Regions from separate parts of the Homo sapiens genome. Here region 1 is linked to region 2. The links are chromatin contacts, found by POLR2A ChIA-PET in ENCODE. All regions are on one chromosome and are shown on one strand. The core of a region is the stretch at or near the end of the contact, and the rest is flanking DNA. Distances in the headings are between cores, read along the strand shown.

Region 1 (6,064 bases), core at 175-2,674, 79 kb before region 2:
TGACTTTGAGTTCTGTCCTTTGTCCCGCAGTTGTGAAGATCAGCTATCAACTTACATTTCCAAAGTGAAATTCAACAGAACCGTTTCAGGGTAAAGATCTTGAGGCCCATAAAAATTTCCTTGCGGGCAAATTGTGATGGAGATATGTAGTTTTTTTTTCCTTTTTAAAAAATCTTTGTAGCTATCTTATTTAGCAATTAAATGGGAGGCAGGTTTGCCTGATGCAGTTCCCAGCTTGACTTTTCTCTTTGGTGTAGGATTTTGGGGTCCCGAGATTGAATTTCCTTTCACAGATGCGACCATCCTTTGCTCATGCGTTGATTCATTTGCTCCTCACCACAATCCTGTAAGGAAGACACTGTTTTTCCCTCTCTAATTCTCACATTCAGAAATTTGTTACGCTAATCTCTTCCCTCAGGATTGAGTCCAGTCATCTTCCCAAGTCTTTCTCCAGCACTTTCTCTCCACTAACTGGAATCCCCCTCACCTCTTTTCCTTTAATATGATTCTTTCTTTCTAACTTTGTCCCTAGACAGTGTCTTTCTTTGGACAATCATTGCCTCTGAGCTAACAAGACCACTATTGTCTATCCCATTTTGTTTCATCTGTCCCATCTCTGCCCCGTCACCTTGGAGCATTAAAGGGCTCTACATTATGACTTAGCATTTCCCACAATTAAAACAATTATGGGCCAGGCACAGTGGCTCATGCCTGTAATCCCAGCACTTTGGGAAGCCGAGGTGGGCAGATCACCTGAGGTCGGGAGTTCGAGACCAGCCCGACCAACATGGAGAAACCCCATCTCTACTAAAAATACAAAATTAGCCAGGCGTGGTGGCGCATGCCTGTAATCCCAGCTACTCAGGAGGCTGAGGCAGGAGAATCGCTTGAACGCAGGAGGCAGAGGTTACGGTGAGCTGAGATCACGCCATTGTACTCCAGCCTGGGCGACAAGAGTACAACTCTGTCTCAAAAAAAAAAAAAAAAAAAAAAAAGACAACAATTATGGCAGCTATTTCCCACAATTAAAAAAAGGGGATGCCACCAAAATGCAAATAGGCTTGAAAGGGAGACTTTTTCTACTAGGCATATCCTTGGAAAGTCAAATCAAAGGTGGGGAGGGGTAGGCTGCTGACAGATGGATCCTTGCCCCATCTGACATTGTCAGGACACATTTCCCATCCTCATCCCTGCTGGGGACCCCAATTTTGTCCACTCTTCTTTGCACCCCAGGGAGGCCGACTTTTACAACTACATCCACAGGTTCCTTTACCCTCCAGCTTCTGGTTAAGGGATGTTAACAAAAGAGCCAGAGGGCGAGAGAAAGAGCAGGTGTTTATCTTCTAGCTCCCTCCCTGCCTTGCTGCAGGTGACAGCGGTCCCATGCCTCTACAGGAGGCCACAGATCCCACTAGGCAGCCATCTCCTGCGGCCACACTACCGCTGTCCCCAGCTCTGGGAATAGGCCCTTGCCCTGCCTCCTTCACGCCTACAGGTGGATTTAATGGCACCCACTGTTACCAGCCCCAGTGGCAGCAGCCCTCCCTTGCATCCTTGGTGCTTCCCTCACCCCTGTTCACATCTTTGTAGTGTCCCTTCATTCCACTCTCCTCGGTTACTACATTTGACAGTAACCTGCCAGACAAGGTCCCTGCTACAGACCATGCAGTTCCCCACACCCCTGTTATGCCATCAGCCGCTGTAAATCCCTTCACAGTAATTAATTTGCTAAGTCAATTCAGTTGAGTACAGTAACATTAGAAAATGAAACTTCAGACACGTTAACCTTGATGAAAGGGACAGTCCGTTTGTTTCTCAGTGATGCTGTAACAAACTACTATATGTTGGATGGTTTGAAACAACATAAGCTTATTCTCTTGCAGTCTGAAGTCTGAAGTCAAGGTGTCAGCAGGGTCCTGCTTTCTCTAAAACCTGCAGGGGAGGAGCCTTCCTCACTTCTTCTAGCTCCTGGTGTTTGCTGGCACCCTTGGCTGCAGCTGCAGCCCTCCTCTGTCACGGCATGGAGTTCTCCCTGCGTGTCTCTGTCTTCTCTTGATGCTCTCCTCGCTGCGTCTACGTCCAGATTCCCCTCTTCTTATGAGGACATCAGTCCTATTGGATTAGGGCCTGCCCTAATGACCTCACCTTAACTTCACTTAATCTGTGAAGTGCTTATTTTCAAATAACATCCCATCTGAGTTGCTGGGGGTTAGGACTTCAACATATCTTTTTTGGGGGCAGACACAATTCAGCCCAGAACAGACAGATGTGGAAATATAGGCCGGTAGGTGTCTATGAGTACCTGGTGTTTCTGAAGAGGCTGAATCTGCAAGGCACACTGCCTACAGCTGATGAGTACCTGCCAGGGTGGCACCTGCACCTGCCACTGGGGGATTGGCAAGAGGTACTTAGGAAAAACAGACCAACCTCCGGGACTTGTTCATTGTGGATCAGCCCCTGTAATGCGGCTGTGAAAAGGTGAGGAAAGTAATGTGTCAAGTTTGTAAAAAACTTGAGGGGGTGCAGGTGGAAGACACTGTCTGTGGTGATATATGATCATAGCAGCTATGTTTAGACTCTCCTGTTATAGAAAAGGACTCCATGTTCATGCTAGTCTCACCACTGATTTTTTCCATGTTTTCTCTGCTGAGTCCATTACTGCTTCTTCCAAAGACTTTAACTCAAGAAAAATAATCTCTGTTCTAAGACCACAGACTTGCTGCTTGGGTGTTCCAAGCTGGCAACTGGTATTTTTAACAGTCATTTTTTATAGAATCGAGAGATAAAAATCTGGGGACATCTATAGACAGATTGAAGATCTAAAAGTCTTAAATCCCAAATTACAAACCATAATCCTCCATTTCCTCACCCTATAAAGTCAACTCCCAGCATTTTGATGAACAAGTTTTACCATCCTGGGTAAAGCATTTTCCAGACTCCACCAGACATTTCAGACTCTCAGTAGTCTCAAACATTTACACTCTTCATATCCAATCACATGTCATCCATTTCATACATTCATTCAACACACAGTAATTTGCTTAGCAGATGTTATGGTTGAATTGTGTTCCCCAAGAAGATATGTTCAAGGGTTTTTTGTTGTTTTGTTTTATCTGAGACATGGTCTCGCTCTGTCACCCAGGCTAGAGTGCAGTGGCATGATCATGGCTCACTGAAGCCTCAACCTCCGAGGCTCAAGCAATCATCCCACCTCAGCCTCTGGAGTAGCTGGGACCACAGGCATGTGCCACCATGCCCACCTAATTTTTGTAGTTTGTGTAAAGACGGGGTTTCACCATGTTGCCCAGGCTAGTCTCAAACTCCTGGGCTCAAGCGATCCACCTGCGTCAGCCTCCCAAAATGCTGGGATTACAAGCGCAAGCCACTGCTCCCAGCCTATGTGCTCCCAGCCTATGTTCAAGTTTTAACCCTCAGTACCTGTGAAAGTGACCTTATTTGGAAATGGGAACTTGCCAATGTAATCAAGTTGAGATGCGGTTAGACTGAATTGGGGCAAGCCTTGATGCAGTATGACAGGTGTCATTATAAAAAGAGGAGAGGAAACACAGGGACAGACATGCAGGGAGAGCTCCACATGATAACAAGGCAGAAACTGGATGAGGCAAGAAAGGCCACGGATTACTAGCAGCACCAAAAGCTAAGAGAAGGGCACACAACAGATTCTCCCCTCGAGGCTTCAGAGAGAACATGGCCCTGCTAACACCTCGATGACAGACTTCCAGCCCCCAGAACGATGAGATAATACATTTCTGTTGTTTTAAGCCACCCAATTTGTGGTGATTTGTTACAAAAGTACTAGAAAAGTGATACAGCAGATAGACTTTTAAATTCAGCCAGACTGTCCTCTCTCTGATTTTTTTTTTTTTTTTTTGAGACGGGTTCTCACTCTTCAGAGCTCATTGTAATCTTGAACTCCTAGGCTCAAGTGATCCTCCCACCTCAGCCTCCCAAGTAGCTAGGAATATAAGGGCGCGCCACTACTCTCAGCCAATTTTATTTTATTTTTTTTTTTTGTAGAGACATGCTCTTGCTCTGTTTCCTATGCTGGTGTCTCTGATACTTTAATCTGTAACCCAACTCTATGACTTTGCCAGAGCATTTTCCTCTATTTGGAATTCTCCTCTCCACCTCCACAAATCAACAAAGTCTAACCTTTTCTCACAGCCTGACTCAGGTTTCTCTGTTCCTTGAAGGTTCCTGAATGATGCCAGCCCACATAAATTTCTCCTGAATAGACTCACATAATATTTATTACATAAATGATACTATTTAGTCCTTCATTATACCCTTTGTTTTATTGTCTTTGCCACCACTTCTCTACTGAATCTTCCTGAGCCTCAATGTCCTCATCTGTACAATAGGAATAATCTAAACTCACAAGGTGGTTGCAATGGTTAACTTAGATAATATTAAGTTGAACCACATAAAGCTGCGAAACAGTCAACCTGATATATATAAAGTCTTTACTACAGCATTTAGCATTAGTAGATACAAATTGGTGATGGTATTATTCCTGCAGTTATTCTTGACTCCATTTAGTTTTATCTCCTAGATCATTTAAAAGGTCTTGAAAACAAAAATATTTCTATTATCTGACTTTGTGACTATGTTAGGTAGATTCTATTCCACTTAATTTAGCAAATGTTAATAAATACCTGTTGGTTGTCCTATGGGCTCCAAGCTAGATCTCAGGCCCAGAATACAACCACTTCTGCCCACTTCCAGTACCACCACCCAGATGGGAGCCGCCATCACCTCTCACCTGGATAACTGCAAGAGCCTCTGCTGGTGCTGCTTCCACTTTGCCCTCGACAAGGTCTGTTCCTAACGCAGTTATGAGAGTGGTCCTCTTACTTGTCACATCATCCCACCCTTCTTCTTCAAACCTTCCACAGGCTCCCCCATCTCAGACTAAAACCCAAAGCCCACAAGGCCCTCTGTGCCCAGACCTCCTGTTTTCTGTCTGACCTCATCTCCTGGCTCCAGACACTGGGTCTCTGTGCTGTTCCTCGCACTCTCTAGAGCCTTTGCACGGGAAATGGTCGTTTGTGGCTCTCTCCTTTACCTTCGTGGAAAAACCTACCTTGATCGCTCTATTTAAAATTGCAATCCACCCATGCCCCGAGTTCCCACTCCCCTTACCCTCCTCTATTTTGTCTTTCTGCACCATACCTTATAAGTACATCTTTATTACTATAGATCTGTTACTTATTGTCTGACTTCCCTCCCACCCCACCGTCTACCTTTCCTTACTAGAATACAGGCCCCACAATGGAGGAATCTTTGTCTTTTTTATTCTTCAACCCAAGTACCTAGAACACCAGCAGTCAGGAGCAATAAATGTTTATAGAGTGAATGAATGCCTTCTCTCGCCTCTCTACCATCTCCCCAAATAGACTTCCTCCACTTCGTTTGTTTTATTTGTGCCAATTGTCTCTCATCTGCCTCTGTGCTGCAGACCCTCTCCTGAGCTCCAGCTGCCCACCTCAGTCACTTGGATGTCTCACAGATGGGTCCAGAACTCACACACATATTCTCCGCAGTGCAGTGAAATTCATACTTTGAAATTCAAATCCAATCATGTCACACCCCTGCTAAAAATCCTTCTATTGCTTCCCGTTACTCTTAGGATAAAGACTAAAATTCTTTCATTCTCTGCATAACCTGGTTCCAACACATCTCCATTGATCTACAATCCTCCCTTGACTCATTCCAGTTGTCTTGGCCTTTCAACTCTTCAAAAGTACCACATTCCCTATGACCTAGAGCTTCACTTCGCTAATTCCACACTCAGCTTTAACACTGCTCTCCCTAGAAAGCCTTTCCAGACACCGTAGGTGGGGTCTTCCTATCTTAGACCCCTGTATTATATAAAGGTACACAGTGCACCTCTTCATAACATTCAGTAGTATGACTAATGACTCACTGAGTCCCTGTTTTCCCCATAGAGTTCCAGGCTCCATGGAGTTCCAGGCTTCATGAGGGCAGGGTTCATGCCTGTCATCTTCCCCACTGTACCCCCAGTGCCTAGGGCAGTATTTGG
Region 2 (6,746 bases), core at 3,046-5,545:
AGCACTTTGGGAGGCAAAGGTGGGTGGGTCACTTGAGGTCACGTGTTCGAAACCAGCTTGGCCAACATGGAAAAACCCCGTCTCTACTAAAAATATAAAAATTAGCTGGGTGTGGTGGTGGGCGCCTGTAGTCCCAGCTACTCGGGAAGCCAACGCACAAGAATTTCTTGAACCCAGGAGGTGGAGGTTGCAGTGAGCTGAGCTCGCCCCACTGCACTCCAGGCTGGGTGACAGAGTGAGACTCCATCTCAAAAAAAAAAAAAGAAAAAATTAAATTTAAATAAAATATACAATGAATTAAGGGTAAAGTCATAATAAAAACAACTGGCTGGATGCAGTGGCTCTCGCCTATAATCCCGGCTACTCACAGCTACTCAGGAGGCTGAGGTGGGAGGACTGTTTGTGCCCAGGAGTTTAAGGCCATAGTGAGCCATAGTCACGCAATTGCACTCCAGCCTGGGTGACCAAATGAGACCACATATCTAAAAAAAAAAAAACCCAAAAAACCTACCACATGATCTAGCATTCTACTGCTGGATATATACCCAAGAATAACACAAAGGCACATACACAAATGTTCAGAGTAGCTTTATTTTAATAGCCAAATATTGGAAGTGATCCAAATGTCCATCGACAGGTGAATGGATTAAACAAACTGTACAGATGTGGTATATCCATACAATGGAATGTTATTCATCAATAAAAAGAAAAGAATTGACACACACAAGACACAAGAATCTAAAAAATAATTATGCTGCGTGAAAGAAGACAGACAAAAGAAGAGCACGTACTCTATGATTCCATTTATATAAAACTTAAGAAAATGCAAACGAATCTGCAGGGACAGAAAGCAGTTCAGTGGCTGCCAGAGAGAGGGTTTTCTCAGGGGGAAGAGGCCTAAGAAAACTTTTGTGGGTGATGGATATGATCCCCCTGTTGATTGTGGTGACAGTTTCACAGATGTAAACATATGGCAAAACTTATCAAATTATCCACTTTAAATATAAGCAGTGTATTGTATATCAATTATACCTCATTGTGGCTGTTTTAAAAAGATGACTCCAAGCTTAAGAAAGATAAACCAGGAGGGGTAGATCATGCCTGTAATCCTAGCACCCTGGGAGGCCGACGTGGGTGGATCACTTGAGCAACCTGGTCTTAAGCTCAGGAGTTCGAGAGCAGCCTGGGCGATATGACAAAACCCTGTCTCTACAAAAAGTACAAAAGTTAGACAGGTGTAGTGGCATGGGGCTGTAGCTCCAGCAACTCTGGGGGCTGAGGCAGGAAGATCGCTTGAGCCCAGGAAGTTGAGGCTGCAGTGAGCTGTGCACATACCTCTGCACTCTGGCTGGGTGACCAAGCAAGACCCGGTCAAAAAAAAAAAAAAAATAGGGGTTCCATGACTCTAACAACCCCTCCCCGCCCAGGGTGTGCAGGGGAACTGAACCAAGAGCCTCATTCCTGGCCTTGCTTTTTCTGAGCTCAGGCCCAGGGCTTTGCACAAGCTCAAATGTGCATTTTACAAAGGCAATCAGAGCAGCCTGTCTCTCCTCTCTGATACTTCTGGGCCCTCCACATCGCTACCCCCATATTTAAACGGAAGCTAAGAGACACTACTATCTATGTGCTTATGAAACCCCAGCTTCACTCCACCCCCACCCTGGGAAAGACTTCAAATTCAATAATTCTAAGGAGAAAGATAAGCACAAACAGATCTATTTTATTCCGTGTACAAAGTTCTAACAGAAGAAATGCCTCGCCCAAGATAGAAGTTGTTATTTCTTTCTTTACTGAGAGGTATTTGCCCCTTTGCCATAGTATAGATGAGAACAGGAAAATACTTGGGATATCGCTGAGGGTCACGTTATCTGTTATAATGAGGTTTGGCTCCATGGAATAGAAAAGTTGTTTTCATACTGCAAGGATTTCTTTTCATCACTTTGTTAAAGACCCGGAATAAACAGTCAGGAACTGTTTTGGCAGCTCTGTGAAGTCATCAGGGTTTCGGCCTTCTGTTTCCTCCAGCATGTGACATCCATCCTCAAGGTCACATGATGTCTGCTGAAGACTTGATCTAAGCAGTAGAAGGAAGAAAGAGGGGAAGGCAAAGAGAGGGGCCCTGGATGTCCTAGAAGATAAAAGCCAGGCTACCAGAGAGGAAGTCAGGTGTTTGGCCATTTGGAGTCAAACAGATAATAGACACTGGAACCAATCCTGGGATGGCATTTAGGCACCTTGGAGGGTGTGCCCTAAGAGAGCTGATCACTGGAGCTGAACAGGGCCTCTGGGTACAAGGACCACATAACAGTATGGTGCTTAAATTTTCCCCTTTTCTTGAAAAGTTGCTGCAAAGCGCTCCCCTCCTAAGTTCTGGCCCCGTCTTTCCGGGACTGTATTAGAAGTGCAAGCAGGGCCTCTCCTAACTGTGGACCAAACAGGCACTGGGAGACCCCACTGACACTTTCCCTGAATACCTCGCATCTTCCTCTGAGCACTCAGCTACCCAGTGTGTCTGATACCCATGGTGATTTGGGTATGTGGGTGGATCCAAGCAAGACAAAAGTTTGCTGTTCCTGAACACACACTTGAAAAGTGGTAAGGTCTCAACAAATTCATAAAAGTGAGTTCAGTATGTTATCATTAGGGGGAGTAGTAGGAAAGTGGTAGGAGGTCTGTTCAACAGTGGAAGGTTGGAATCAGACAGTAACAGCCACAGAGAAGGTAGTCAAAGGGTGGTTGCTGTCATCAGACCAGGCTCTCCTGCCCACCAACCGCAGGCCACAATCCCAGCCCTTCTCTCTGATGTCAGGAGCTGGGGAGCATCTGCCTTGCCAAGCCTTGTGCGATCGGCTCCTGGCAGCCTCACACCTGGTAGGATGAGGGACGGGGAGTGAGCCAGAGCCCCTCTGCTAAGCATAACTTTGGTAAGTGGGCAGCCTGCCCCTGAAGAATCAATACTGACAGAGCACTGCTGCCTTCCCTGCTGACCACACAGGGACTACGGGACCTTTCTCGGCTTTGGCACCCTAGCCACACGATGCCCCAGAACCAGTTTCTACTCAGCTCTGGGCTCTCCCACCACTGTCAGTGAATGAGATCAGAGTGAATCCAGCCGTACGTCACTCCTTAATACATTCAAAAGCACAGAGGACGTCCCTGGATGCAAAATCAGGAGAGGGTAGGAGCCCTGGAAGGGAATATCCTGCCCAAGTGCAGTACTTCACTATAATTATTACAGTAATACACTATTTCTGTTTAAGACCATTTCAAAGGGCACTAACTGGCATAAAGTAAAATAAGTCTGCTTCCTCCCCACACCTAGCTGCACTCTCTAGGGACCACCATGTATAGCTTCTGGTATACCTTTCAGAAATTTTCTATCCTAGTGTATTCTGTTGAATGCATGTGCAAGGATTTTACTTATAGATCATTCAACTAACAATAATCACTAATTTATAAAATGCATATTATTGACACTGACATTGGAGGTGGAAAAACAACTAAAAATGATAAAAGTGAACGTTTAATTCTTCCAGAGTGCAGTTTTTGAAATGACCACCAGGTGTCAGAGTTATCAACAGTAATCCCCAAATTACGACTGGAAAGTTACAAGAACAGAAAAGTGCCTGGCTGGAAATGAGACCGCGAGATTCCTCCCTTAACAGGATTCCTTGGCCCTTTGGCCCAATATTTCGTCTACTTAGTGTTGCAGGGAGGGAGGAAGGGAAGCTACAGACAAAAAAAAAAAAAAAAAAAAAATCCCCAGACCACAGATTCCCATTCAGTTGGGTACCCTTTGATCTTTAGAGAAGCTCTGTGAAAGCACTGTTAAATTTTACATGGGAAATGTAAAGGCTAGGCAGAGTCAGTCCTCCTACAGCTGCAAGGCTACTTTTGGAAGCCAGAGCTATCTCCTTCCTTCAGTAGGGGCGGAGAACAGAAGAGGACACGGACACACACACACACACACACACACACACACACACACACACACAGAGAGAGAGAGGAGGGCTCAGCTACGGCCATCCTTGTTTTAAAAGGGAAAATCCAATTCTGTTTGTAGGAGCACCTCCTAGTTTACCACCACCATCTCTTACTCACTTCCCACTGACTCCTCACATGCACTTCCTCTACCAGGCCTGACCTGCCTGCTGTCCTGAGCTGCTGACCTAGAAACATTCGACCTCCATGCTTGAGAGCAGGGTGTGGACCGTCTCCCCTCGCCACATCCAGGCTGTCGTCCAGGGGCAGTTACACCACCCTTCCTCCAGGGCAGAGGCCTGAGCGGGGTGGCCTTGCTGCTCCCACGCCCTGGCACCACATGCCTAGCTCTTGTAGAGCCAACATACCATGGAGGGCTCCAGGCGACTCCCACACAAGCCTCTTCCTGTATCTTCTTGGATCACTGATACCTGCACTGGCAGACCAGGAGAGTGAAGCAGTTACGACAAGGCCTTGTGCAAGGAGGGCACGAGAATGGCACAAGTGGCTGCAGAGTGAGCTAATGTCTTCCCTGGGAGGGCACAGCTGAAGAGTGTCAAAAAGACAGGGGGAATCTTTGGCCGGGCACAGTGGCTCATGCCTGTAATCCCGGCACTTTCGGAGGCCGAGGTGGGAGGATCTCATGAGGCCAGGGGTTTGAGACCAGCCTGAGCAACACGGTACAATCCTATCTCTACAAAAAATACAAAAATTAGCTGGGTGTGGTGGCACGCACTTATTGTCCCAACTGCTTGGGAAGCTGAGGTGGGAGGATGGCTCGAGCCCGGGAGGTCCAGGCTACTGTGAGCCGTGACTGCACCACCGCACTCCAGCCCAGGCAACAAAGTGAGACCCTGTCTCCAAAAAACACTTAAAGAAAGAAAAGAAAGGGGAATCTTTACATGTCCCATTGGCACTTGTCTAGGCTGCTCCCTGGACCACATCTCATGTCTGAGCTATGGGGCTAGGGAAGGGATCAGACAGGATTCAGACCCCCTACACACTGGAGCTTTTTGTGGATGGAACGTTGCTATGCAGAACAATGCAGAGCTTGTGAAAAGAAGCAGGAGGTGGTGTGAGGAGAGGGGAGCAGGGAAGAAAAGAGTGCCCTCTTCATGGACCATATTATGCATGTTTCAATCCTACTTGAGATGTGACTTCCACGATTTCTGACAGATTAAGGTGACCTTTTTATGTGAGTTGAGTAACCACATCTGCTAAACTGGCACATCCCATATTCACCACATGAAGCAACAGTAATTACTTTAGTCACTATACACTTTAAATGCTATATATAGAGAATTTAAAATGATACACCTGTGGTGCCACAAATATAATGTCAGTTATTATTAAAACACTGGTAGTATTCATATTCAATATGACAATACACTATGTTTGATGTTTCAAACATAAGGTTCAAGCCAAATGCTTCATATAAAAATATCAAGGGGTAAAACAATGTTTATACCTGGACCACCATTCATTTACCATGACTGATATAGTAACTGTTGCTTTAATGTGGCCGACACAGGTTTGGCAACTGAGATTTTCCTCCATTATCTTATAACACATAAGGGGTACAGAACAGAAAGAACCTCTCATAATGCTATTCCTATTATATCCCCTTCCTGAGTAGGGTCAGACTAAGCCTTGGGCAGGGACCACCCAGCATCACCCTCATCTACACTGGGTGTGTCTACCTCAAGGAAGGGTTAATAATGGGCCTCCCCTCTGGGCACTGAACTCACTGTTTGGTGACATTTGGATAATCCTGGGTCTACTAGATTCCTGGTAAGTCAAAGAACATTCCAAACCTCTCCAAAGTCTTCCTATCAGTCACAAGTTCTACTTCATTAGGCCATTCAGATGGTAAGGGTTTCACAAGGCCAAGACAGACTTCACTGGTCTATGTGTATCCTGAGGATGGGGTGGTGAGAGGAGGAGGAGGGTGGATTCAGGCCCCCACCTCACTCATTCAAATACAGATGGTCCCTGACCTATGATGGTTCAGCTTACAATTTTTCAACTTTATGATGGTGTGAAAGCAATACACATTCAGTAGAAACCATACTTTGAGTACCCATACAACCATTCTGTTTTTTTACTTTCTGTACAGTATTCAATTACATAATATTCGACATTATTATATAATAGGCTTTGTGTTAGATGATTTTGCCCAACTGTAGGCTACTGTAGTGTTCTGAGCACGTTTAAGGTAGGCTAGGCTAAGCTATGAAGTTCTGTAGGTTAGGTGGATTAAATGCATTTTCGACTTACAATATTTTCTACTTACAATGGGTTTATTGAGATACAAACCTACTGAAAGTCAAGGAGCATCTCTGTACCTGCTTGCCACCACCCCCTCCAGGTTATTCATGCTTTAAGTAGGTGAGTCAGAGGAGGTGGGTGGTTATATTTGGTTTTGCCATGTGTATGGTATCCTAATGACAGTGACTCCTCCCTCTAGTTAATCCTTCCACAAGCGACTCCACCTCCAAGCCCTGCACTCAGCCAGGTAAAATGCCTAACTGAAAATCTCCGGTCTCTTCACCAGTACCAGAGGCCGATTCTCTTCTAGAAAGCAAGGAAGGAAATCATTGATGTGAACACAGAAGCAGAAGACTTTCTGAGCCAGTCACGAGCTTGGGTGCAGAGTGAGGCCAAGCTCAGACAGGTCACTGACCATAATTATCCCTCCCATAAGGGCAGCCTTCCTCACCTGCAGCCACGCAGCTTCTGAGGCAGTGACAAATAGCTGTGCCTGT

The links. ChIA-PET counts read pairs that join two places held with the same protein, here RNA polymerase II (POLR2A).
Region 1: POLR2A ChIA-PET joins it to region 2 with 13 read pairs in A673. The contact joins two enhancer-like sites. POLR2A ChIA-PET finds 5 or more read pairs at or near these places in 4 of 52 experiments (A673, BJ, H1 and 1 more).

The regions. Positions count from the first base shown.
Region 1 is chr1:224,531,216-224,537,279 of GRCh38, reverse strand. It overlaps a transcript of CNIH3 not described here. Among named protein-coding and RNA genes, the nearest start is that of CNIH3-AS2, 82 kb to the left of the region's middle. Within about 2 kb of position 1,424, at least 2 of the 41 ENCODE cell types and tissues checked have a DNase peak (open chromatin) inside an H3K27ac peak, as active enhancers do.
Region 2 is chr1:224,454,525-224,461,270 of GRCh38, reverse strand. It overlaps a transcript of CNIH3 not described here. Among named protein-coding and RNA genes, the nearest start is that of WDR26, 23 kb to the right of the region's middle. Within about 2 kb of position 4,295, at least 32 of the 41 ENCODE cell types and tissues checked have a DNase peak (open chromatin) inside an H3K27ac peak, as active enhancers do.